Linked DNA regions of Homo sapiens: region 2 is linked to region 1. A link is an interaction called in ENCODE POLR2A ChIA-PET data of the cell type or tissue named here. Cell type or tissue: MCF 10A. All regions are shown on one strand. Links, peaks and the distances in the headings refer to the core of each region. The heading gives the core; the rest is flanking DNA.

Region 1 (17,248 bases), core at 4,306-12,305:
ACTTCTTCTGCTTCCACCACCCACGTGGCTTGTGCCACTTACTATCCCATGGTATCTGAGTGTGCTTTTATTCCTACAACTGGATTGAAAGCTCTGGGAGGACAAGAAATTATTTTTATCCTGGACTAGCAGTGTGGTTGCCTAGAAGAGCGTTTTATAGGTTTCAATGTCAGGTTCTCTGAAAGAACTTTGTATTTTAAACATTTGACTATGGAAAATGTCAACTCATACAGAAGTAGACAGTAGAGAGAACAGTATGGTGAATCCCCATCCCTCCATCACCCAGCGTCCACTGTTAAAGACTTGCAGTCACTCTTATTCCATCTCCATGTACAAGACGTCATTTCATCTGTGACTATTTCGTTGTGTATCTGTGAAGAGACTTCTGAGTGCTATTGCATGGATTTCTCCCAATAACTGTGAGACTGGCTTTCCCCATTTTGTAGGTGATGAAACTGAGGTGCAGGGAGGTTAGGTCAGTTGCTCAGGGTCTTGAAGCTAGTGAGCGGCTTACCTGGGATTTGAACCTTGACTGTGAGCAGCTCCCTCTCCTTCCAGGCTTGGGGCAGGGGGCCCTTGGAGATACAGGTACACCTTGCCATTTCCAGAAGAGAGGAAGCTGAGGTCCAGCTGCTTGGCTGGAGGAAGCCCAGGCCCCTGACTCCCTGGCAAGTTCATTTCCAGTGTCAGGTCTTGCGAGGTGCGGTGGGCCTTAGCTCTTGGGGAGGGCCAGGGTGGGTAGTCCTCTGAGAGACACCATTGCCCTGAGTGGCTGGGCTTTGGATGGCCGTGGGACCCTGGGGCAAGGTCTACCACCACCCCTGGACAGACTGCATTTTCTTCCTACTCTTGTCATTCCTAAATCCCAAAGGTCCTCCTTGCAGCTGACCACGAGTTCTCTCATGAGATGCTCAGGACTACCCAGTGAGGGAGAGGGAGCCAAGGGGTCAGCAGCTGGGTTCACAGAGCTCAGAGAGGAGGGGCCTGGCCTGAGGTCACCCAGCTGGCCTGGGCACAGGGTTGACAGGCTCTTGGTGGCATCTGGACCCTTGGGCTCCCACCCTGCTCTTTCCTCAGGATAGAGACCGAATTGCTACCCAGATCTGGAGTAGGAGACCAGAGACGAGACCTGAGAGACTTTCACAAATGGTGGGATAAAGCCATTGATTAACTGTCCCCAAAGGCCTGTGATGACTGTTTGGTGTTTTAGGTAAGAAAACAAACATTTGCCCTAATTGTTTGCTTCAGTGACTGAGAGGGCTGTGAATTCTAGGATGGGGTTCTGCTTGGGCAAAGCCCTGGGAGCTTGGCAGAGAATTTCTTTTGGCCTTCTTTTTCTATCTAGGAAATGGGGACGATAGTAGCATATGCTTTGAAGGCTTTTAGTGAAGAATAGTTGAGGCAATGTCTGTAAAGTGTTCAGAAATGCTCAATGAGTAGTAACCCTTGTTATTATGAAAAGGGGACACATGTAATGCAGACCCTGCCATTTGTCTTCCCTCTGAGCTCCAGGTCCTTGATCTAGTCGAGGCCCTGAGGTTCTTCTTGCAGAGTGTTTTTTCCTCTCTACTTGTGGGGCAGGTGACGAGGGATCCCATCCAGCCTTAGCAAGTGTTGCAATACTGACTTAGGAAACCACTTCTAGTGAGATGCCACTTGAAGAGAGAAGAAATACCCAATAGTGGTTAAGAGCTCTAGGCTTTGGAGTTTTAACTGCCTATGGTTTAAATCAGTGCTCTACCACTTACTAGCTATGTGACCTTGAGCAAGTATCTTAACTTCTCTGACCTCAGTTTCTTCATATATTATCCCCCAAATTGGGGATAATAATAGTATGCTCTTTGTAGGATAACTTAAGATAGCTGCAGATAATTAAGGCTTGCAGCTTCACCTGACATATAGTAAGCGCTCAATAAATGGTGGTCACTAGGATGATGACAACGACAATGATGTAAAAATATAAAACACACAAATGTCAATTTGAGCTTTCTGGGAGTTGGGAGTGCCTTAGAGACGATCTTGCTTAATGCCCTTACCTTGAAGGAAGGAAACAGACTAGAAACAGATCAGAGGATGCCTTCAGGTCACTCAGCAGAGGCAAGACAGGGCCCTCGGCTGCTGTCTGCTTGGCCGGGCTGGCTCTGAGTAGCTGGGACTCAACTGTCTGGGACCCACTGTCTGGGAACTCAGCCGGGTGAGCCCTGCTTGGCTGAGAGATGGATGCTCCCCGACAGCTCTGCAGCCGTATTTTTTCCCTGTGATTGCCTGGCAGAACATAGTCATTTAGCAGAGGGAATGCGAGGAGATGTTAGAAACCAACCAGGCCCTGAGCAGTTGCAGCAGCCGGCCCACGAGTCGCTCCCTGATGTTGCCATGGCAAACAGCCTTGGCAACGTGGCTGCTCGCGCCTTTATTTCTGGTCTCAGGCTCTTTGCAAGGAAGTGTGGTACCCAGAACACTGGGGAGGGCCCTGCCCTGGATCCTTGGCACTGAGGGCAACCCGGCCTTTATGCTGCTAGCAGTCCCAGGCCACAGCAGCCCCTGCTCAAAACACCTGCAGACCCACCCTGCCTTTGCAGAAGCAGACTACTGGGTATGGGATTTGAAGCCTCAAATGTCCATGTAGCTCACTATCCATCTATTTGTCAAATACTGTGTTTGGCAATGCCATACTGTTCCCACCACTGCAAGAGCACAGCCCCAAAATATTCTTTTTTTTTTTTTTTTCGTGAGACAGAGTCTTACCCTGTTGCCCAGGCTGGAGTGCAGTGGCGCGATCTCAGCTCACTGCAACCCCCTCCTCCCATGTTCAAGTGATTCTCCTGCCTCAGCCTCCCGAGTAGCTGGGATTACAGGCGTCTGCCACCATGCCTGGCTAATTTTTTTGTATTTTTAGTAGAGATGGGGTTTCACCATGTTGGCTAGGCTGGTCTTGAACTCCTGACCTCAGGTAATTCAAACCTCTCGGCCTCCCAAAGTGCTGGGATTACAAGCGTGAGCCACCACGCCTGGCATAGCCACATAATATTCTTAACATGAACCCTGGTGTTAAAGGTTCCCAGGCAGGTGTCATCTTCAACCATGTCCTTCAAGGATGGTGATGATGATGATGATGGTGGTGGTGGTGATAACAGTCAACAACTGCTATATCCCCTTCAAGAGATCAGGCCCTGTGCCACATCCTTCACATGTGTAATCACATTTAATCTCAGAGGAACCCCATGAGGCAGTCCCACTGCTATCCCCATTTTACAGTTGGGTAGACCTAGGCCAACCCAGAGTTTGTGGTGCTGGTGCTGTTCTGCAGCTCCTCCCCTATACCAGGCAACCATGGGGGCCCCGCCATGAAGTGTCTGTCCCCTCCCTGTGCCCCTCTCCCATCTGCACCTGCACACTGCAAGGCTCAGCTCAAGTGATGCCTCCTGTAGTTCCCCCTCTCAGAACTGGCCCTTTTTGCTCTGCGATCCCCACAGTCTGCTACAGACACTTTCTGTTCCCTGCCTTCCCTCAATACTCTGCCACTCTGGTGAGTTTATTTCTGCCCTCCAGCCATCCCAAAACAAAACAGAAGGGCAGACTGGCTAAGGAGGAGAGCTCTGACTGTGCTGAGGAGTTTGGACTTGGCAGGCAGTGGGGAGTTGGCAAAGAGTTTTATTATTATTATTCATAACAGTAATAATATAAAAGAGCCAACACTTAGAGACTTATTGGTATGTGCCAGGTACTAAGCTAGGGCCATTAGGTGCTTTACCTTGTTTAATCAACTACCGGTGAGGTTGGCAGTATGGCAAATGAGAAAACAGACTTGGAGAATTTCAGTGACTTCCCCAAATCACCTAGCTAGGAAGTAGGCTGGGATTTGAACCTAGGTTTGTCTGACTTCAGAGCACATGGTCCTAACAATTGCAGTGGTGGCTAATTTGGCTAAGCACATAGAAGGACTGGAATGGTGTAACAGGAGGCATCTTTGGTGTGGCTGGGGTGGGTGGTGGGGCCCATACCCTGCCTCAGCTGTGGGGCTCAGTGGAAATCACTAGATATAGGTAAGAGGGCAGGGGGCTCAGAGTGGTGCCCTCATAGCCAAGATGGGGGTGCAGAAGAGGATTTATATGGGGAGAACATCCATTTATTCAGGGCCCACTGTGTGCCAGGTCTGTTCCTTACTCTGGCCTTCCCTGGAGCCTGGTTAAATGTAAACTGTAGCCTCAGCCCTTTATAACCTTTGTTTATGTGTTTATTCTTTTTTTTTTTTTTTTTTGAGACAGATTCTCGCTCTGTCGCCCAGGCTGGAGTGCAGTGGTGTGATCTCGGCTCACTGCAACCTCTGCCTCCTGGGTTCAACTGATTCTCCTGCCTCAGCCTCCTGAGTAGCTGGGATTACAGACGCCCACCACCACGCCTGGCTAATTTTTGTATTTTTAGTGGAGATGGGATTTCTCCATATTGGCCAGGCTGGTCTCGAACTCGTGACCTCAGGTGATTGCCTGCTTTGGCCTCCCAAAGTGCTGAGATTCCAGGCGTGAGCCACCGTGCCCGGCCCTATTTATTCTTTACTATTCCCTCTTCTCTACCCAGTTGGGACTGGAGCTCATCAAGCTGGTTTTCCATCAAATCCCAGTGACTTAACAGTCCCTGGCACACTGTAGGCCCCCAATAAATAGTTGTTGGATGACTGAATGATGAACAAATGCTGTTCGATCTTTCACAACATTTGCCTGATGTTTGCCTGGCCCAGAGGTCCTTCTTTGTGCCTGGAGACGTGCTAGGATGTGTGGGTGAGGTGAGTGTGGCAGCATTGTACCAGTCCCCACAAGGAGTCACCTGCCCTTGTCACCAAGATAAGTCTTGCACACGAAGGATCAAAGGCAAACACTTTGTGGAGCCTCCAGAACCCACTATCAGAATACACCTCCAGTGCACAGATCTTTGTGGAATGATAAACCACTGCTAGGAATCCAGTCTGTTCCAGGGCATGGCTCTGCCTCAACTGGGGAGGGGCTCAGAGTTTTGAGAGTCTTGGTATCTGCAGGGAGGTGTCTGGTCAGATGTCCCCACATCTTCCCGGGGGATTGAAACCAGCACTTTACACTAGGCCTCATGCCTATGACCCACCCACTTACTCCAGAGAGACTAGGCAGGCTGCCTGCACTCATGAGGAAGGAAGAGAAATCCAGGGAGGTGAAGGGGCAAGAGAGGACTTGGGGACCAGTGACCACAGTGCCCAGCCCAAGAAAATGAACTTCAGGCTGCGTGGATCTTCCCTTGCTTAGAATCTCCTCATATGTTGCACCTGGCACCTTTCCTGCCTAGGGCCAATTCACTCTTAGTTTGCACATGGTTCTTACAAGCTTGGCAGTCATGTCAAGCAAGGCCTCATGATATGAGAAGCAGCACATTGGTTCTGTTAGTGTGTGCCTATGTAGGCATGGGGTGAGAGGTGAGGATCTACCAGAGGCAGACACGTGGACTGCAGCACCGAAGCCAGCTTGGGGCCAATTAGTGAGGGGGCTGAGGGGTCCTGCACACCTGTCTTGTTCCTGAATACATTACTATGTGAAAGCGCAAAGCTCATTGGTGAAGACAGTGTATCGTGTCTGAGGAAAGGTACATTCTGTTCAGTGTTCTCCGAGAAAGCAAGAAAGTGTGAAGTACATTTTGGTATTACCATCAAAAATAGGAAGTCTATCAAAAGCAGGCAAAAGTTTTGGCATTCCAAGTTATTTATAAAGTTTGCATATTGTTAGCATACATAATTCCTTGATGAAGCCAGATGAATGAGTTAGTCTAGCCATAAAGCTTTCTTTGAAAGTTAATGCAATCTCTGAAAATAAGGTGTTGTCTTTTATGTTTCCAAGGCTGCTTAAGGTAGCACAAAGAGTTTGTAGCTCGGCATTAGATAAGTGCTGATTGGCCTCAAGAAACAGTGGCACTTGCGCTTAGTGATTCATAAGAGCTTGGGCTTTAGAGTCTGGTTCAAATTTTAGCTTTGTGACTTTTTTTTTTTTTTTTTTGAGACAGGGTCTTGCTCTGTTGCCCAAGCTGGTGCGATCAAGGAGGCTCACTGCAGTCTCGACCTCTTGGGCTCAAGGGATCCTCCTACCTCAGCTTCCCCAGTAGCTAGGACTAAAGGCATGTGCCACTACACCTGGATAATTTTTTACTTTTTTTAGAGATAGGGTCTTGCTATATTGCCCGGGCTGGTCTCGAACTCCTAGGCTCAAGCGATCCTATTGCCTCGGCCTCCCAAAGTGCTAGGATTACAGGCAGGAGCCACTGTGCCTGGCCAGCTTTGTGACTTTTTAGTTGTGTGATCTAAGGAGTTAGATAGCTGCTCTGTGCTCTAGTTAGCCAGCTCCCAAATGGGAATGATAATAGGACTTACCTGCCAGGCTTGGTAGAACTAATCAGTGGTTCTCAGCCATGAGTGCACATCAGAATCAACTCTGTAGTTTAAAAAAGTCATAATTACACATCTGGGGCTGTCCCAGACCTATAGAGTGAGAATCTTTGAGAGTAGGCCCTTAAGCTTCTCTGTCTTTAAAAAGCTCCCTCTGATGACACCCCTGCTTTGGTACTAAAAATCAGGTACTATTCATAGAGTGTCTGTCATGAACTCTGCCAGTTCCCTCCCCTCTCTCTTTCCTGCCTCAGTGTGGGGTACAGGCTAGCATTTAGGATGAATGACCAGGGAACAGATCGAAAGCCTCTTTATAATAATGCCCGTGGAGAGCAGGGCAACTTCTTTATCAGGCATTTCCATTTGATCTTCACATCAATCTCATGTCATAGGGAAAAGAAGTATTCCCATTTTACAGATGGGAAAATAGAGGTCTAGAGAGTGACTTGGTAGGATCCTGCCGGTAATCAGTTTTCAAATATTCGTCTTGGTCCCTGTGTTTGTCCTCCTTGATCCTCAATCCCACACCCACTTATGGGTCAGCTCATAGGAGGTGGGGGGATTAGGATTACTTTATGAGTGAATGGGTTGGAAGAGAGGAGGAAGAAGGCAGCCTGAGAGAACACAAGTCACCTGCAGACTCCCAGAGGCCAGTGACAGTTTGATGTATCAGGCCCCTTAAAGATCAGAGGGGTGCTGGTCATGGTCCCAGACCATGCAGTAGCTTAGAGGTAGCAACAGGACTAGAATCCATTTCTGATGCCTGATTCACTGCCATCCCAGCTCTGTGTGCTGCTTCCACAGTGTGGTCAGGGTGTGGCTCCACTGATAATAGAATTAGTCTTCTAGCTAGTGTAGTGAGGCCTTTGCACTTGCTGTTCCCTCTGCCGGCAACGCTCTTCCCAGGCATTGCCATGGCTTGCTGCTTCCTCACCTCCTTCCTGTCCTGTCAGGTGTCATCTCCTCAAATGACCACCATTCTACTTTCTGTCTCTATGATTTTGGTTGTGACATGGTTTCTCATACAAGTGGGATCACAGTATTTGTCTTTTTGTGGCTGGCCTATTTTACTTAGCATAGTGTCATCAAGGCTCATCTCTATTGGGGCAAATGTCAGGATTTCCTTCCTTTTTCAGGTAGAATAATATTTCACTGAATATGCCACATTTTGCTTATCCATTCATTTGTTAGTGAATACCTGGGTTGCTTTCACATTTTAGCTATTGTGAATGATGGTGCTATGAACATGGGTGCACAAATATCTCTTGGAGACCCTGACTTCAACCCATTTGGGTATATGCCCAGAGGTGGAATTGCTGGATTATATGGTAGTTCTATTGTTAATGTTTTGAGGAACCACCATACTGTTTTCCATGGTGGCTGTACCATTTAACATTCCTACCAACAGTGCACAAGGGTCCCAATTTCTCCATATCCTCTCTAACACTTCCTGTTTTCTGTTTGTTTCTTTAAATAGTAGCCATCCTAATGGATGTGAGGTGGTTATCTTATTGTAGTTTTGATTTGCATTTCCCTAATGACTGAGCATTTTTTAATGTGTTTACTGGCCATTTGCATATCTTCTTTAGATAAATGTCTTTTCAAGTCATTTGCCTGTATTTTAAAATTGGGTTGTTTGTTTTTTGTTGTTGTTGACATTTAGTTCTCTTTACATTTGAGATACTAATCTCATCAGATATGATTTGCAAATATTTTCTCCCATTCTATGTGTTGCCTTTTTATTCTGTTGATAGTGTCTTCTAATTCACAAAATTAAATAATTTTCACGTAGTCTAATTTGTCTATTTTTTCTTTTGTTGCCTCTGCTTTTGGTGTCATATCTAAGAAATCATTTTCAAACCCAATGTCAGGAAGCCTTTGCCTGCTTTGTTTTTTTCTAAGAGTTTTAGAGTTTGAGCTCTTTCATTTTTATCTTTGATCCATTTGGAGTTAATGTTTATATATGGTGTAAGGTAAGAGTCCAACTTCATTCCTTCGCATAACTGAATGTGTCTTGAATGAGTGAGTAGTTGGCTAAGTCCTTAAGCTGTACAGGCTGCCGAGCTCACCTAACCCTCCTAACAGTGTCAGGAGAAAAATACTTTTAGCACCATTCTTCACGTGAGCCTGATGCTCAGAGGGTGAGTGTGGGGCTTGGGGACATAGCTCCTTTGCTGACCAAGCCACACAGAGGTCCCCAGGGCCCAGCAGGCAGGCATGACCAGGGCCCCGCCCCAAAATATCATGCCCCAGTGCCCTAGTGGCCTCATGCCACTTTCTCCTTGGGGTTGGGCAACAGCTCCTCCCTGCCCTGTGGGTGTGGACACCAGGTACCTGCCCAGCAGCGCCTGGGGCCTCCAGCCTACTCCAGCACTGCTCTTTGTCCCAGTGGCTGAAGGAGTGGCAGCCTGGCTTGTACTTTCTGGTCCAGCCCCAACAGGAATGTGGCAATCTCCTCCCACTGTGCCTGCATCCACACCTCCCTGGTGGGGTGGGGGTGGACCATGGGCAGGCACCATAGCAGGCAAAACTAGAGGACAGTGATGGTGTCTTGGGTGGAAGCTGCTTTGCCAGAGGCCCATCTCCTGAGAGGCTAGAGCAGGCCCAGGTTGGTGAATCAGGTTCCAGGGAGAGCAGGGTGGGGTTGAGGAGTGGGTGAGGAGCCAAGCAGGAGAGGGAGGTGGAGGTTTAGAATCCACCCTAAGAGGAGAAGAAAGCCCTCCTTTGCTCAGCTGGCCTGCCAGAAGATTTTCAATGATATGGTTGTGAAACAACCAGAGGAGGGGCAGTACCAGCCGGTTCCAGGTGATGAGCACAGCCCAGGGTCTGAGGGCAAGTGGGAGGCACACGAGAACAGTGAAGAACAGAGCTCTGAGTCAGCCTGAGTCCAGGGTCTGTCAGTTAGCTGCTGACTTAGGGCATGGTACTTATTCTGCCTGGGCCTTAGTTTCCTCACCTGTGAAATGGGGTGAAGAGATATAGATATAGATATAGATATAGATATAGATATATCTATATATATATATCTCAGTGGGTAGTTGAGTTGAGAAGATGAGAAGGTACAATGTCTGAAGAGCTTAGTGCAGTGTGTCTGGGTGTTATGATCAATAATAATGACAATTACCAGTGACCAGATGGTTTGGTGACAGTTTAGTGGAGGAAGCCGTGCAGCAGTCACTCCTTGTGCACGGGAAACCAGTTGCAGATTTGAGCAAGCCTTGCTCCCTGCCCTGGATGAACAGATCTGCTGATGGCCATGGAAGGTGCCCAGGGCAGAGTGTCAAGACAACTTTTGCAGCAGAAAGGGTATTGAAGGATGAGCAGGAGCTGGCCAACATGATGGGAGGGGCCTCCTAGCCAGGGACCAGGCTGTCGTGATGGCTAGCATATCATGTGGCTGATGACTGAGCAATGAGTGGCTAGGTGAGAGGCTTGAGGGGAGGCTCTGAGCTGACTGGAGGACTCCCCATGGGGGTGAGGAACAGACAGCATGAACGAAATGTCTGGAAGAATCCAAAGATGGAACACCAAGATTCTCGTCCGAGAAACTAGCTGGAGGCTGCTCTGCAGAAGGGGAAAGGCCTTGGGGAGGTTTCAGAAGGAGAGTGACTTTGAGGGTGACTAGTTCTTCCCTGGGCCTCACAGGCAGCATGGGATGAATGGTATCACCCTGTGGACTGCACCGCTCCTCCCCAGGCCCTAGGAGTGAGTGGGGGACATGCAGGGATTTGTGTTAAGGATTGACACAAAGGCTGGGGTACAGCTTCTCATATGTAGTCCTGACTCAAGTCCCTGGCTCAATACAGCAGGAATCGGTGGGGCCAGGCACCACAGAACCACTAGGTACAGCCCTCAATAAATTTAATGATGCAGATGATACTTAGTGCCATCATAATGATTATTACTCCTATTTACCGTTATACCTGTTAGTGTGTCACTGCGAAATTCACACAGCATTTTCACATCCACAGTTCACATCCTTGTGAGGATTTTCATTTCTGTTTTGCTGATGAAGAACCCAAGGCCCAGGGATGTGAAGTGACTTACCCGCTGAGGTCACTGTTGTAGGAACTGGACGGGAATGTGAGACTTGTGGCCCTTCAGATCTGCCTGGTTGAGAAGAGAGATGTTTTTTGAATGGAGCCCCTCCGCTACTGCTGTCTGAGTTCCCTGCCTTATCTTGAATTCTTTTTGGAGCAATGATCTCCAGTCTTTTCGGAATTGCCACATCTCGCCATTGTATGATTTTGCAACAGTTGCAACTGTGAAACGCCCCCAGAAAACTGTAATCTCCATTGATCTCTATGTAATTTAGAGTTAGGGAAGAGGAAAATCTTGTTTTTTGCATCTGTGCTGGAAAGAAGAGTGTCATGGTGAGAATATTGTACCTGGAGTCTGGAGGGAGCCCTGGGCTGTTCCTCTTTGCTGTGTGACCTTGGACAGGTCTCGCCCCCTCTCTGGCCCTGAGTTTCCTAATCTCTGCCATCCTGTGACTCATTATCTTTCTAAACGTGAGCTGTTTTAAAGTGTCACAAGTCTGGGATTGTGAATCATGGGGGCTGTTTTGCTTTGGTAAATTCTGCTTGGAGCTGAACCACCAGGTACTGGATAGAGAGGGAGACTAGTTCCTGGAGACAGATGGACAGATGGAGCTAGGAAACAGTCTCATCGCAGATGGTTAATGTACTTTCCCTGCACCCAGTGGGTAATGTCAGTGTAGGTTCTTAACTCCCCAGGTTATGGCCCCTTTCCTGGTGACAGGTGCAATGCTGACTTCTCTTTGAACTGTAAGTTGGAAGAAATTTGTCATGGGATCATGTGCCTTAAACGAGTGGGTTTGGAAGGAGGAGAAGGTGGAGGAGGAACTCCAGGCAAGAGAATCCCTGATTTCCAACCTCCCCAGTGAATCACGGAACATTGGATAAGTCATTCATGGGGGTGGAAAGATTGGGTGAGAATTGGGAACTTCAGGCCAGATTTTTTTTTTTTAAAGGAGCAAGTCATTCAAAATCCTCTACTGACAGATGATATCTACAATAATTTCTTCCCCTTTTCCACAGCATTATTTTATCCACCTTGAATCATTTTTTAAAATCTATAAAACAAACTTTCTTTTAGCTGTCTTCTCTGTTTTAGTTAAAATATATATATATATATATATATATATATATATATATGTTAATAGGGGAAGGAAGGTGTCAGTGAATACTCAGATACCCCAGGGGTCTGCAGACTTGGCTGTGGGTGCTCTTTGAGGTTCAGAATGGCCATTCTTGGGCCCCAGCCCCTGGTGTCTTTCACACAGAGCTGCTTACAGAGCCGCTGCTGGCTCAACCATGAGGTCTGTAATTATTTAAAGAAAGCTCACATCAAGTGGAAAAAGAGTGAACCACATTTAACGTACCATGTGGCCAATGGGCAATTCAATACCAAAGCCATCCGATTATCTCTGGCCCGCACCAGCTGCTGGATTTTGCAGCCGGGTGCATTAGGTGACCATGGGACTGACCGGCAGGTCCAAGTACGCACGATGGGTGCCCGTGCAGGCAGCCTGGCCAGGCTTCAGCCTGGAAGACAGGATCTGTGTACATCCATAGCTGTGCTCTGAGCTTTACAGAAAAAGTTAATGTAAAAGCAATTTTGAAGAGTAAAAAAGAAGCTAATAATTATGAAATTCAAAACTTAAATGTTTTACTATAACACAGACAGTTGTTTAATTGCACTGTAATTTATCGTTAATACCAAAGTATTTTGGAGAAATAATCTTAGATTCCTTTTACTTTTATATTTTGGTTGTTTTGTTTAGCAAATGTAATATGGATTTTTTGAAAATTAATATTTAAAAATTTTCAGTATTAGGGACTAATTTGTCAGAGAAAGTAAGGTTATCCCCACCCTGCCACTTAGCAGTTTAGCGGTTTTAAATGCCTTTCAACTGAATATGGGATTATCTCTTTTTATTTATTTATTTACTTTTTTACCTTTTCTATGGTGCTGATCTTCTATGATTATATAAATTGTATTTTTTCTTGTTGCAAAAATGATATGCATTAATTTATTGAAATGTGAGAGCATACAAATAGGTAAGAGAAAGTAAAGAAAACTAATCCCGGCCGGGCACGCTGGCTCATGCCTGTAATCCCAGCACTTTGGGAGGCCAAGGCGGGCGGATCACCTGAGGTCAGGAGTTCAAGACCAGCCTGGCCAACATGGTGAAACCCCGTCTCTACTAAAAATACAAAAATTAACCAGGTGTGGTGGCACACGCCTGTAATCCCAGCTACTTGGGAGGCTGAGGCAGGAGAATTGCCTGAACCTGGGAGGTGGAGGTTGCAGTGAGCCAGGATTGCACCACTGCACTCCAGCCTGGGCGACAGAGGAAGACTCTGTCCAAAAGAAAAAAAAAAAAAGAAAAGAAAACTAATCCCAGCACCCAGAAATAACCAGTCATAGGCAGTGCTTAAGAAAATAAAGGTAACATTGTAGGTTTCACTTCTCCCCAAGCTTCTCTCCTTGGGCACACTTTTCTCACCTCTCAGCCTCCTTTTATGGGCGGATTCCTACCTGTGACCTTGAGATGGGGAGAACATAGACGGTAGTCATAGTTTAACTATCTCCTCCTTTATAAAATGGGAACAGCAATCCCTGCATTGCTGTGAGAATGCATGTATAATGGATCTGAAAGCAAATTGCCAATTGTAGAGTCATAAACAGATGTAAGGCTATGTTGCTACTTCCCTGTGCATGTGCCTACCACAGCTGCTGATATTGCTGCCTGTTTTAACTCAGATAATACCAGGTTTAGACAATATCTGATCACCTCCAAGTACTTCCCAGGCTTTAATCACTCCCGAGGTTTGGCTTTTAGTCTACATACTATGTACCGCATCTCTCTACATGTCCGTTAATATGTACAGAACAAGATAAATACCCTTGCTGGTGGGGAAGGCATTTAAACTCAGCCTTCCTGATTTAGAATCTATTACTCAGTCGGGCTGTTTGAAGTGTTAACTGATCCACCTTGTGATTCAGACTGCAGTCGGAGCAGAACCAAGGGGAAGAGATTGGTGGGGCTCACGCAGAGCAAGCCCCAGGAAGACCCAGCTGCCTGGCAAGCTCATTTTCCTACTAGTTTCAGCATACACTGTGGTTCAATGTGAAAGAGACAATGAACTTGCTTTTGTATTTATTTTGCAAATGTAACACAGACCCTGGTTTAAAAGATTATGTTACAGGCCAGGCGTGGCGGCTCACGCCTGTAATCCCAGCACTTTGGGAGGCCGAGGTGGGTGGATCACCTGAAGTCAGGAGTTCAAGACCAGCCTGGCTAACATGGTGAAACCCTGTCTCCACTAAAAATACAAAAATTAGCCAGGCGTGGTGGCAGGTGCCTGTAATCCCAGCTACTTGGGTGGCTGAGGCAGGAGAATCGCTTGAACCCGGGAGACGGAGGTTGCAGTGAGCCAAGATCGTACCATTGCACTCCAGCCTGGGTGACAGAGTGAGACTCCATCTTGATCACTTGAAGTCAGGAGTCAAGATGAAAACATAAACAAACAAACAAAAACATTATGCATGTTACAAATGGCAGTCATCCCTTGCACTCACATTCTTGTGTTTCCATCCCCAGAGCAACCCTCTACTAATTTCTAATGTGTTCTTCCAGAGGTAAACCATACAAACATCGCATATATGTGGTCTAACTTGCTGCCTCCTGGGTTTTTATTTTTTGTTTTTTGCACAAATGGTAGCAAACTAAGGGCATTGTTGTGCAACTTTTTTTCTACTTAGTATTTCTTAAAGATCATTTCGTATCAATATGTAGAGATCTGCTTCACTGTTTGGATTGATCATAGTTTGTTTAACTAGTTGGGCATTTAAGTGATTGCTATTTATTTTATTTTATTTCGTTGAGACAGAGTCTCGCTCTGTTGCCCAGGCTGGAGTGCAGTGGCGTGATCTCGGCTCACAGCAACCTCTGCCTCCCGGGTTCAAGCGATTCTCCTGCCTCAGCCTCCTGAGTAGCTGTGATTACAGGCATGTGCCACCACACCCAGCTAATTTTTTATATTTTTGGTAGAGGCAGGGTTTCACCATGTTGGCCATGCTGGTCTCAAACTCCTGACCTCAAGTGATCCTCCCACCTCGGCCTCCCAAAATGCTGGGATTACTAAAGGCATGAGCCACTGTGCCTGGCCTATTTATTTATTTATTTTTAGTTAAAAAAATTTTTTTTAACCTACCTCTTACACAGAAATAGGTTATTTCTAATTGACTACTGCTGCTAGTTTGCAGTAAGTTTTGCACACATGTGACCGTATGCATAGGATAAATGCCTCAGAGGGGAATTGCTCAGTTAAAAGGTGTTGTGTATTTATTTATTTAGTTAGATTTTTTCTGAGACGGAGTCTTGCTTTGTCGCCCAGGTTGGAGTGCAGTGGTGTGATCTCGGCTCACTCCAACCTTTGCCTCCCCACAACAAGCAATTCTCCTGCCTCAGCCTCCTGAGTAGCTGGGATTACAGGTGCCTGCCACCACGCCCAGATAATTTTTGTATTTTTAGTAGAGACGGGATTTTGCCATGTTGGCCAGGCTGGTCTCGAACTCCTGACCTCAGGTGATCCGCCTACCTCGGCCTCCCAAAGTGCTGGGATTACAGGCGTGAGCCACCGCACCTGGCCGGTGTGCATATTTAACATTTTGATGTATATTGTCACATTCCTGTCCGTGAAATTATATCAGTTTATGTTTCTGTAGAAATGCATAAGAAGTGTTTGTTTCTTCACACCTTCACCCACACAGCATGTTATTAGACTTCGTTGATCTTTGCCAATCTGGAGTCTCTGAAGTTTTAATTCATAGTCCTTTTCGGATGGTTAAGACTCACCTGTGTTGCCTTTCCTGTGAACTCGTATCAGTTGTCGATTTTCTTCTTTCTGATTCGTGTGTTGAGCTTGTTTTATTCCTATTCCCTCACGTGGCCCCGGGTCCTTCTTGCGTGCCCCCCTCCCCTGGCAGCTCCGTTTGGAGGAGGATGCCTCCTGGGCTAGGGTCAGGGTCCAGACCTGACTGCCTACCCTCTGGGTGAGCTTGACTAAGTCAGTTAAACTCTCTGAGTCACTGTTTTCTGCTCTGTGAAGAGAGGATATTAGTTCAACAGCAGGGATGTTGGATAGATAGATAATCAGTATAAAAGTGTTTTTAAAACTGTAGAAAGCTGTCACAATATAATATCACATTAGTATTTACTTGGTTTCAAATGAGTGGTAAGATTTTACTTACCTTAAACTTTACAGCCAAGTCATCTGGTTAAACAGGTAGGCAGAGTGAGGCCCAGAGGAGAATGGGCCTGTCGGAGTCAGGTGTCAGAGGCTGGGCTGACAGGTAACCAGGTCCTGATTTGTCTTGCTATATATAGTAGGAGCCATGTGGCAACCTGCAGTTTCTTCCAGAGCATCCTGATTTTTTTTTTTTTTTTTTTTTTTTTTAGACAGAGTCTTGCTCTGTCACCCAGGCTGGAGTGCAGTGGTGTGATCTCAGCTCACTGCAACCTCTGCCTCCCGGGTTCAAGCAACTCTCCTACCTCAGCCTCCAGAGTAACTGGGACTACAGGCACGCGCCACCATGCCTGACCAATTTTTGTATATATATATGTAAACACACACACTATATATATACACACATATACACTACATATATATATACCCACACATATACACTACATATACATATACATATACATATATATATATATATATATAATTTTTTTTTCTTTTAGTAAAGGAAGGGTTTCATTATGTTGGGCAGGCTGGTCTCAAACTCCTAACCTCAAGTGATCTGTCCACCTTGGCCTCCCAAAGTGCTGGGATTACAGGCGTGACCCACTGTGCCTGGCCTAGAACATCCTGATTTTTTTAAAAAAGTTTTTTTTTAAGAGACAGAGCTTTACTTTGTTGCCCAGGATGGAGTGCAGTGGTGCAAACAGCTCACTGCAGGCTTGAACCCCTGGGCTCAATCATTCCTCCCACCTTTGCCTCTGGTGTAGCTGGGATTACAGGCATGCACCATCACACCTGTCTTTGGTTTTTTAAGTGCCAACTCTTTCATGGGTGAACCCCTAAGAGCCAATACTTCAGAGCTGAAAGATGTCTATGTTGGAATCTCAGTTCTGCTAGCTGTTAGATGTAAACCCTGGACTGTGGACTTAGCCTTTTTGGGCCACGGTTGCAGAAGATGGCTGAAACAGTGCGGGAGTCCTTCTTGTCTGCTGTAGATGTTGTTGTTGTTATTATTATTATTATTGTTATTATTATTATTATTATTATTATTATTATTGCTTTTTTTTTTTGAGATGGAATTTTGTTCTTGTTGCCCAGGCTGGAGTACAATGGCGCGATCTTGGCTCACTGCAACCTCTGCCTCCAGGGTTCAAGCGATTCTCTTGCCTCAGCCTCCCAAGTAGCTGGGATTATAGGTGTCCGCCACCATGCCCAGCTAATTTTTGTATTTTTAGTAGAGATGGGGTTTCACCATGTTGGGCAGGCTGGTTTTGAACTCCTGACTTCAGGTAATCCACCCGCCTTGGCCCCCCAAAGTGCTGGGATTACAGGGGTGAGCCGCCGTGCCCGGCCTATGGTGTCATTGTTGCTGCTTGGCTTTGCAGGAGGCACAGCGGCAGCAGTCAGGGTTCAAGACCTTGCTCTGCCCTCGTTTGCTGGTTGTTTGACCTTGGGCATGTGACTTCACCCCTCTGAGGTAATGTAGGAGTCCCATCTATACAGGGTGGATTTGAAGTATCAGTGGGCTTTTTATATAGAGTACTTACCACATAGGAGGCACTTAATAAATATG
Region 2 (8,000 bases), core at 1-8,000, 150 kb after region 1:
AGCCCTTTGTGACCCACCAGTTGATGACAACCAGATCTTTCATGATCTAGAACCCAAAGATTAGGTCTTTTGGAAATTACACCAAAGGAAGACTGCTCTTGAACTCCATTGGACGCGACCATACCAAGTTCTTCTCTACCGCAAAACTTTAGGGCCTTGAGTCTTGGATCTACATCTCTCAATTCAAAAGGTCCCTCCAGATTCCTGGAAGTATACACCTGTTGGACTCCTTCGGGTAAAGCTAACCAGGGAAGGTTTTCCACAGAAACAGATGGCATTCTAGACAGGGATCATAGATCAAGACTTCTCTGCCATCATGAAGGAAACCGTACTCTGACCTTTCTAATTAATAACCTAATCACTGCCAAATATAGAAAACCCATCTAAGTGATGCCTACAAAAGGTATATCCTGCTTTCAGGTATTGTATAGTCAAGACCTGGAGACTACCTATGTGGGTATGAGTAATTGCTTGTAGGATGTCACTGGATTAAATCCAGTAAGGTTTCTTTCCACTAAATATGGTTATGCAACCTTACAGTATGCTATGAAGGGACTACAAAAAAGTAAGTGTCTCACTGGACCCTGTTCAGGAGCTATGCAGACTTATGAGTGGACAGACTTAACTGAACTCTGTTCATGCATCACTAGCTGGCCTCTTTTCCAGTCCCAAGGGCTTATATTGGGTTTGCTTACTCTGTTCTGTCTCCCTGATGGTTCAGAACTTGTTATTTGGCCAGGCTCACTCATGCTCCCAGATAGCTTGCCCCTGAAAGTTCCCATAATAACTCCCACAATCAGAGGCCAAAGCAATCAATAACCAGAATTACTAATGACCTCAAAATAGATGAATATAAGTTAGTGTCTACTGAGGAAAGTTTCCAATGGGGCTCCTGGGGGCTCACTCTTGCTGGTAGAGGGGTACCAGTTATAGGGAATTTAAAGCTGATTATACATTAGAGGGAAATCTTGGATTTTATAGTCAATCAGGCCTCCCAGTGTTCAGACAGGTAGAAGCAACTCTCTAAAAAGTGGATGAGAAGATTCATGGAAACACCTAATGGAACATGATGCAGCTTTAGACCTCCTTTTTGTCCTTGTTGGGGCTTGTGTATGAGGCTGAACAAAACTGAATGTTGCACTTATCTTTTCTCTGATTTTAGTACTACAGGAAGCTTAATTTAAAGGTGGCTGATACTGCTGTTTCTCTAGACACTGCCACAATTTAAGGAAATTTCAGAAAATTTCTCTGGGGAAAAGAACACATGATGTGTTTATGGGAGCAGCTAACAGGTGGTTTGGAGGCATCTCGAATGGTGAATGGCAAACTTTTCTATTTCAAGGTTTTCTAATCTTTATTTATTTATTTTAAGTGGATTTCCACATTACTATGACTTGCATTGCCAGGCTAACTACAGAAATGGATACCTCTTTATAACAGGCCATTTAAAAATGAAATATGTTCCTAATTGTCATTATGCCCCCAAGCAAAGACTATAACCATGACCAATTGAACTGTTGAATTTTTTTTTTTTTTTTTTTTTGAGACAGAGTCTCACTCTGTCACCAGGCTGGAGTGCAGTGGCGCGATCTTGGCTCACTGCAACCTCTGCCTCCCGGGTTCAAGGAATTCTCTGCCTCAGCCTCCCAAGTAGCTGGGATTACAGGTGCCCGCCACCACGCCCAGCTAATTTTTGTATTTTTAGTAGAGATGGGGTTTCACCATCTTGGCCAGGCTGGTCTTGAACTCCTGACCTCGTGATCCACCCGCCTCGGCATCCCAAAGTGTTGGGATTACAGGCGGCCCTGTTGAACTACTTTTATACTTGTGACATGGTTACCCCCAAATAACCTGACTGAGGTTGGGGGTAGCTTGCAGCTTTCTTTCACTTTTTATTTTATATGCATCTCTATTCTTGGAATCCTTTTACACTAAGCCCGTACTGCTTTCACATAACTCTTAAAAGACAATAAATAAAGAAAGAAGAACAACGCTGTTGCTACCATGTAGAGTCTGCATGAGATTGTCTAGTGTGATGCAAGCCCACCCTACCAGCCCCACCGGCCCCGCCATACCACCAGCAGGGAGAACATGGTCTGCCCCACGTTGAAGCCGTGCCGCCAGTTGTGGTAGGTGATCTTGCGGTAGCCCTTACTCAGGGAGTACATGAACCGCACCAGGGCCTGTGAACACATGCACATCAGTGAGGCAGGACACACCTGAAATGGTCTCATGAGGGTTGGAATAACAAAAATATGAAGAAGGCATGGCCCATGGCCCTCTCTTTTGAGGTTTGAGGTACTCTAACCCCATCATTGGACCAGGAGGTGAGAGCTTGTACTAGATGCAATCATGCTGCGAAAGTGCTTTGCAAATACTAAATGCTAAATACTAAGAAGATGTTGTTGTTGTTGTTAGGAAACGAGGTGAGCATGCATCATTCCTCTGACTGAGCTTCATCAGTAATTCCCGAACTGTGCCCTGGAGAGCAACTATCCTTGGAGAAGCTAACAAGGGCTCTACAGGGAAAAAAAAAACAAAAACAAAAGGACTCTTTTATCCAGTGGTTCTCAAACTTGCGTGTGCATGAGACTCACTTGGAGGACTTGTTAAAACAGTTTCTGATTTATCAGAGCTGGGAGTGTGTGTGTGTGTGTGTCTGTGTGTGTGAGAGAGAGAGAGAAAGAGGAGAGAGAGAGAGAGAAAAAGAAGAATGTGAATTTCTGATAAGTTCTTAGGTGGTGTGGATGTGGTCTGGGGTAACACTTTGAGAACCACTGCTTTAATCAAAATCAAACAAGTTCAGGCAATTCTGCATATCATATCCCACTGCCTCCCACACATACCTTCTCTGCCGTCCCCCATGACCCTAGACTCACAGCAAACCTTAGTAAGGAATCCTGCAGGGAATGAGCCCTGTTTAAATGGGTTTAGCCCACATTTTCTGCCCTCATTTAACTATAGGACCCATTTTTTGCAGCATATCTATTCCCAGCCTTCAGGGCTTAGTACCTCAGAACCCACTGCAAGAAACCAACGCACCCAAAACATCACACTTCACAGGACACAGAGGAACAGCGTGTCTCTTTTCTTATAAATGACTCATCTGTGCAACATGACTAATTCTTTAAATCCTAAATACTGAGAGTAAACTCTTTTTAAGGTAGTTTACAGATTGAGTCTTTTTTTTAAAGCAAGCAAGAAAGAAAATTAAAAAGGGAAATCATATATATTTGTTTTGACCTCACCTCTTGTGGAATGTGAAATTTATCCACCACTTTGAGCTCATAATACATCTGTATTCCACATTTTACCAGCTCCAGTTCTGTTAGGGGTAAGTCACTGAAGTGAAATTTATTAATTTCGTATTTATCTGCATCTGGCAGCTCCGCTTGCTGTATAAGGAATAGAGTCAGGTGATTAGGAAACATGAAGTGTTTCTGGGTGCCCACCTCCTGTCCAGCCCTGTCCCCATCCTGGGTCTGCTGGAAGGATCAGAACAGAGTGATGGGGAACATGCTTTGCAAGGAGAAACCCCTGCATGCTCAGGAGCACTTTGCACTTGTTATACATCGGGGCTCGTGCTGCCCCGGTTCAGCTCACCAGGATCTCAGCCAGCTCCTCTTCCTCACACTCCCATGGCTCCTTCCCATACACCTCTCTGGTTTTCTGCCAGGACCCAAAATGGCAGGGGAAAAAAAATAGGTTACAACATGCCTCCGCGTTTCCATTCCCATTTATCTCCTTCCTCCAAAGTCCTTGCAACAGAACCACCAGCTCAAAGAGGATTCCATTTAACATCCATTGATGCACAAGGTCCTGGGCTTTAGAGCCATAGAGACCTGCATTCAAATTCAAGCTCTACCACTTACTAGCCGTGTTATTAATGCTTCTGATCTTCAGTTTCCTCATCTGTAAGTTGAGGATAATAAACATACTTAACTGGTGAATTAAAATTTAATTGTGAAAAGTCATTCTCAAGTAACATATGTAAAATTAAATAATCCATATAAAGCACTTAGCACAGTGCTTGGCGCATAGTAAGCACTAACATAAATTAATGTTGTTGTTGATAGTTTCATTGTTACTATTACTGACTGGGAGTAAGGAGGCCTTGGACATAGTCCTAGTTCTTCCTCTCATTTACTGTGTAACTTGAGGCAAGTTCCTTCTCTCTCTGGGCCTGTGTCCCCATGTGCCAGAGGAGGGGGAACTGGACCCAGTTACTTGCTCCTGATTTCTTGACCCAGAGCAAAATTTGTTAACTTGTAACTGGTTCACCGAGGCTGTGCCCCGATAGGTTGCACATACCCATTCTTTGGCTGAAACTGTGGACTGAGTCAAGCAAACCATGAGGCAATTTATTTAAACGGGATGTTTTCTCTTCTGAATTTAACAGTTATTGGAATGAAATGATCAAATTTGTTGTGGTATCTTCCCAGCTTAAGAAATGCCCTCTAAAAACATTAGCCTGTCTTTATTTTTTCTTTTTTTCTGGTCTCACTCTGTCAGCCAGGCTGAAGCATGGTGTGGCAATCACGGCTCACTGCAGCCTTTGACCTCCATGGGCTCAGGTGATCCTCCCACCTCAGCCTCCCGAGTAGCTGGGACTACAGGCACACGCCACCATGCCTGACTAATTTTTGTGGGGTTTTTTTTGGTAGAGACAGGGTCTCGCTGTGTTGCCCAGGCTGGTCTCAAACTCCTGGGCTCAAGCGATCTGACCACCTTGGCCTCCCAAAGTGCTGAGATTATAGGTGTAAGCCACTGCACCCAACTTAATAGGGTCTTTTAAGTGAGCTGACCCCACAGGAGGGAGGCTCTGAGAAACTGATAATTGTCTACTGGTCTTCCAGATAAAGCTTCCTCTCAGAGTAGGGGCTATGGCTGGTTGACTCTGTCTCCAGTAGCAAGTCATCCCTGAGCACTGTGAAAAATGGAGTTTCTAGAGCTGTCAAGCCAACATCTGACCCCAAGAATGAGGTGTTTCTGCAAGCAATAGCTGTCCCCAGGCCACACAGTGCAGTCGTTATGTACCACTCTCAGGCACTCATCTGCTCATGCACTCATTCATTCATTCATTCATTAAATGTTGAGGGCTGCTGCATCCCTGTGCTAGGCAGGAAGGAACACAACAGTGCACAAACCCATGCCCAGGCTGTGCCCTCATGGAGTTGCAAGTTTTGCCTTAATCTGGCCACATCTCTGAGACGCAGTCTGTATTAGAGTAGAAACAAGTAAAGAACATTACACACCAAGATTTTCTGAATTTCTTCATTGTCACACTTCACATGATATTTTACTATGTCCTGGAAAATATCCTTCCTATTTTCAAGTTTATTCATTGACTCATAGGTGTCAGGATTTAAGACAGACCAGCCCAGAAATTGAGTCAAAGACTGAAAAAGAAAGAAAGGAGGAATCAGAGACAGAACACCTAAGTTTAATCTTGACTCTAAAACTCATAGCAAGAGTCTCTAGGCCTCTGTTTTCTCAGCTATAAAATGGGTTTGATAAGCTGTGTGCTGCCCACCTTGCGGAGTTCTTATAAGGCTAAGATAAAGGAATGGATGTGACCACACTGTACATAAAGCACTAACATACAGAAAGTACCATTCTTATGTGTAATAACTTCACAAAAAGAGAATGTGTTTTTGCCTATGTGGGGATAGGGGATATCTAGGAACGCTGTACTTTTTGCTCAATTTTGCTAAGAACCTAAAACTACTCTAAAAAGTAAAGTTTGTTAATTATTTTTTATTTTTTATTTTTTTGAGACAGGGTCTTGCTCTGTCACCCAGGATGGATTGCAATGGCACAATCATGGCTCACTGCAGCTTTGACCTCTTGGGCTCAAGTGATCCTCTTGCTTCAGTCTCCTGAGTAACTAGGACCACAGATATGCGCTACCATGCCTGGCTAATCTTTTTTTAACTTTTTGTAGAAATAGGATATTGCCCTGTTGGCCAGGCTGGTCTTGAGTTCCTGGGCTCAAGTGATTCATCTGCCTCAACCTCTCAAAGTGCTGGGATTACAGGTGAGAGCCACCATGCTCAGCTTAATTACATTTTTTAAAAAGGAAATGTGGATTTCTCTGACAGCACATCAGTGCAGTACAGCAGTGAGAGTGAAGAAAGTGGTTGATGAGGCAGAGTCAGGGTTATAGCAACCAGGTTGCTGCCCCATGTGATAGCGCAGTGACACCCAGCCTCCCCCAGCAAGCTGACTCTGAATCCCAACAGCAAAAGGCCTCCTAGCAAGCCATACCTCCATGAGCGTCTCATCCATTTCATCAAAGGGCTTCCCATCTTTACGATTGTAAAATGTGGCCACTCCAACAATTTCTTCCTTCTTGTTCACAATCGGCATTGAAAGCACATTTTTAATCATCCATCCAGACTCATCCAGAGGTTCTTTCTACAAGAGAAGGGCTAGATTAGGTTTCCTCTTGTTTCAGGCCACAGAGGCAACGATGATAGATTTCACCCTACATCATGACCCTGATTGGCTGAGAGGAGGTGGCAAGAGGATGGAGTTCATTGGATTTCGCATGAGTTTAATTACCGACAACTACCATGAGAAATAACCCATCTGGTCGGAATTCCTTAAGCCAAGTAGCCATTTTGTGTTCACCCCTCAGATGTCAGGGCCAGTGTGTGTCAGGCAGTGTGTTACAGGGATGTAATGATGTGCAGAACATCCCAGAGAGGTAGTGTTTCTCTTTCAGATATGGGAGGCAGTGGCAGGGGACTGGCTTAAAAGGGCAATGCTATGATTCTTGTAACGTTGAATTAATAACCTAGATATAACCTGCACATTTTGCCTCTTGCCCTGACTTCCTATGTTACTTTTAGTACTTCATTTTCTCTCCTGGGGCCTCAATTTTCTCATCTATAGAATGGAAAGAATCTGTGCCTCACTGAACAAATGAAGTTCTTGATCAATTATAAGATGCCTTTGGTGAGGCTAGGCATGGCGACTCACACCTATAATCCCAGCATTTTGGGAAGTCGAGGCAGGCGGATCACTTGATGTCAGGAGTTTGAGACCAGCCTGAAGAACATGGTAAAACCCTGTCTCTACTAAAAATACAAAAATTAGCCAATTAGCCGGATGTGGCGGCATGCTCCTGTAATCCCAGCTACTCGGGAGGCTGAGATGGGAGAATCGCTTGAACCCAGGAGGCAGAGGTTGCAGTGAGCTGAGATCGTGCCACTGCACTCCAGCCTGGGCAACAGACAGAGACTCCATCTCGAAAAATATATATGTATATATATATATATATATATATCCGTTGGTTCATCAAACATTTAGAATGTGCAAGAAACTGAGCTAGAAACTGAGGAAGCCAAGGCACAGATCTTGTCCTCAGGTTGCTCATAATCTGTAAGGTAAACCAGCAATTACACTGCAGTGTGGGAAGTTCTCTAAGAGAGTTACATTATGGAACTATGGGAGCCAGAGGAGAAAAGGAAGTCAAGGAAGGCTTCCTGGAGTAGGTGAGTCTTCCAATCCTGAAGTTTCAAGATTCTTAACATGGTGAGATGATAATTGTTATTATTTAAATAATACTGGAAAGTAAAACAGCTGTCTTAGCACCTGGTGAGAGAGTGTCTCCAAAAGGATGCAGAATACTGCCTGAAGAGCACAGGTTTGTATTGAACTCAGACCTGGCTGCCCGTAGCACTCTACCTAATCTTCATGGAATCCCTTCCCTCTGAAGGCCATGATAAAAAGACAGATTTTATTGAAAATGAAAGAGGACACCATTAAAGATTTTTAAGCAAAGAAATCATTGATTCAACCTATGTTTTTTGTTTTTTGTTGAGACGGAGTTTTGCTCTGTCACCCAGGCAGGAGTATAGTGGCACTATCTCGGCTCATTGCAACCTCCGCTTCCTGGGTTCAAGCGATTCTCCTGTCTCAGCCTCCCAAGTAGCTGGGATTACAGATGCCCACTACCACGCTCTGCTAATTTTTGTATTTTTAGTAGAGACAGA

The links. Peaks named below come from ENCODE experiments on the same cell type or tissue, not always from the same donor. Only the 100,000 strongest peaks of a DNase experiment are listed, where the experiment ranks them.
Region 2: POLR2A ChIA-PET joins it to region 1 with 5 read pairs; 2 of 35 experiments call an interaction of 5 or more read pairs at or near these places.

What each region holds. Positions count from the first base shown.
Region 1 is chr5:149,738,916-149,756,163 of GRCh38, forward strand. The region is part of intron 1 of PPARGC1B (PPARG coactivator 1 beta); the gene reads left to right. Among named protein-coding and RNA genes, the nearest start is that of MIR378A, 15 kb to the left of the region's middle. In MCF 10A, for the core only: no CTCF peak of the experiment used is centred there; DNase peaks (open chromatin) are centred at 8,766, 9,136, 10,916 and 11,296.
Region 2 is chr5:149,893,108-149,901,107 of GRCh38, forward strand. PDE6A (phosphodiesterase 6A) reads right to left here. Exons shown (of 22, transcript NM_000440.3): 9 at 6,268-6,417; 10 at 5,256-5,399; 11 at 3,604-3,669; 12 at 3,249-3,395; 13 at 2,076-2,183. Among named protein-coding and RNA genes, the nearest start is that of PDE6A, 48 kb to the right of the region's middle. In MCF 10A, for the core only: no CTCF peak of the experiment used is centred there; DNase peaks (open chromatin) are centred at 504, 3,064 and 3,684.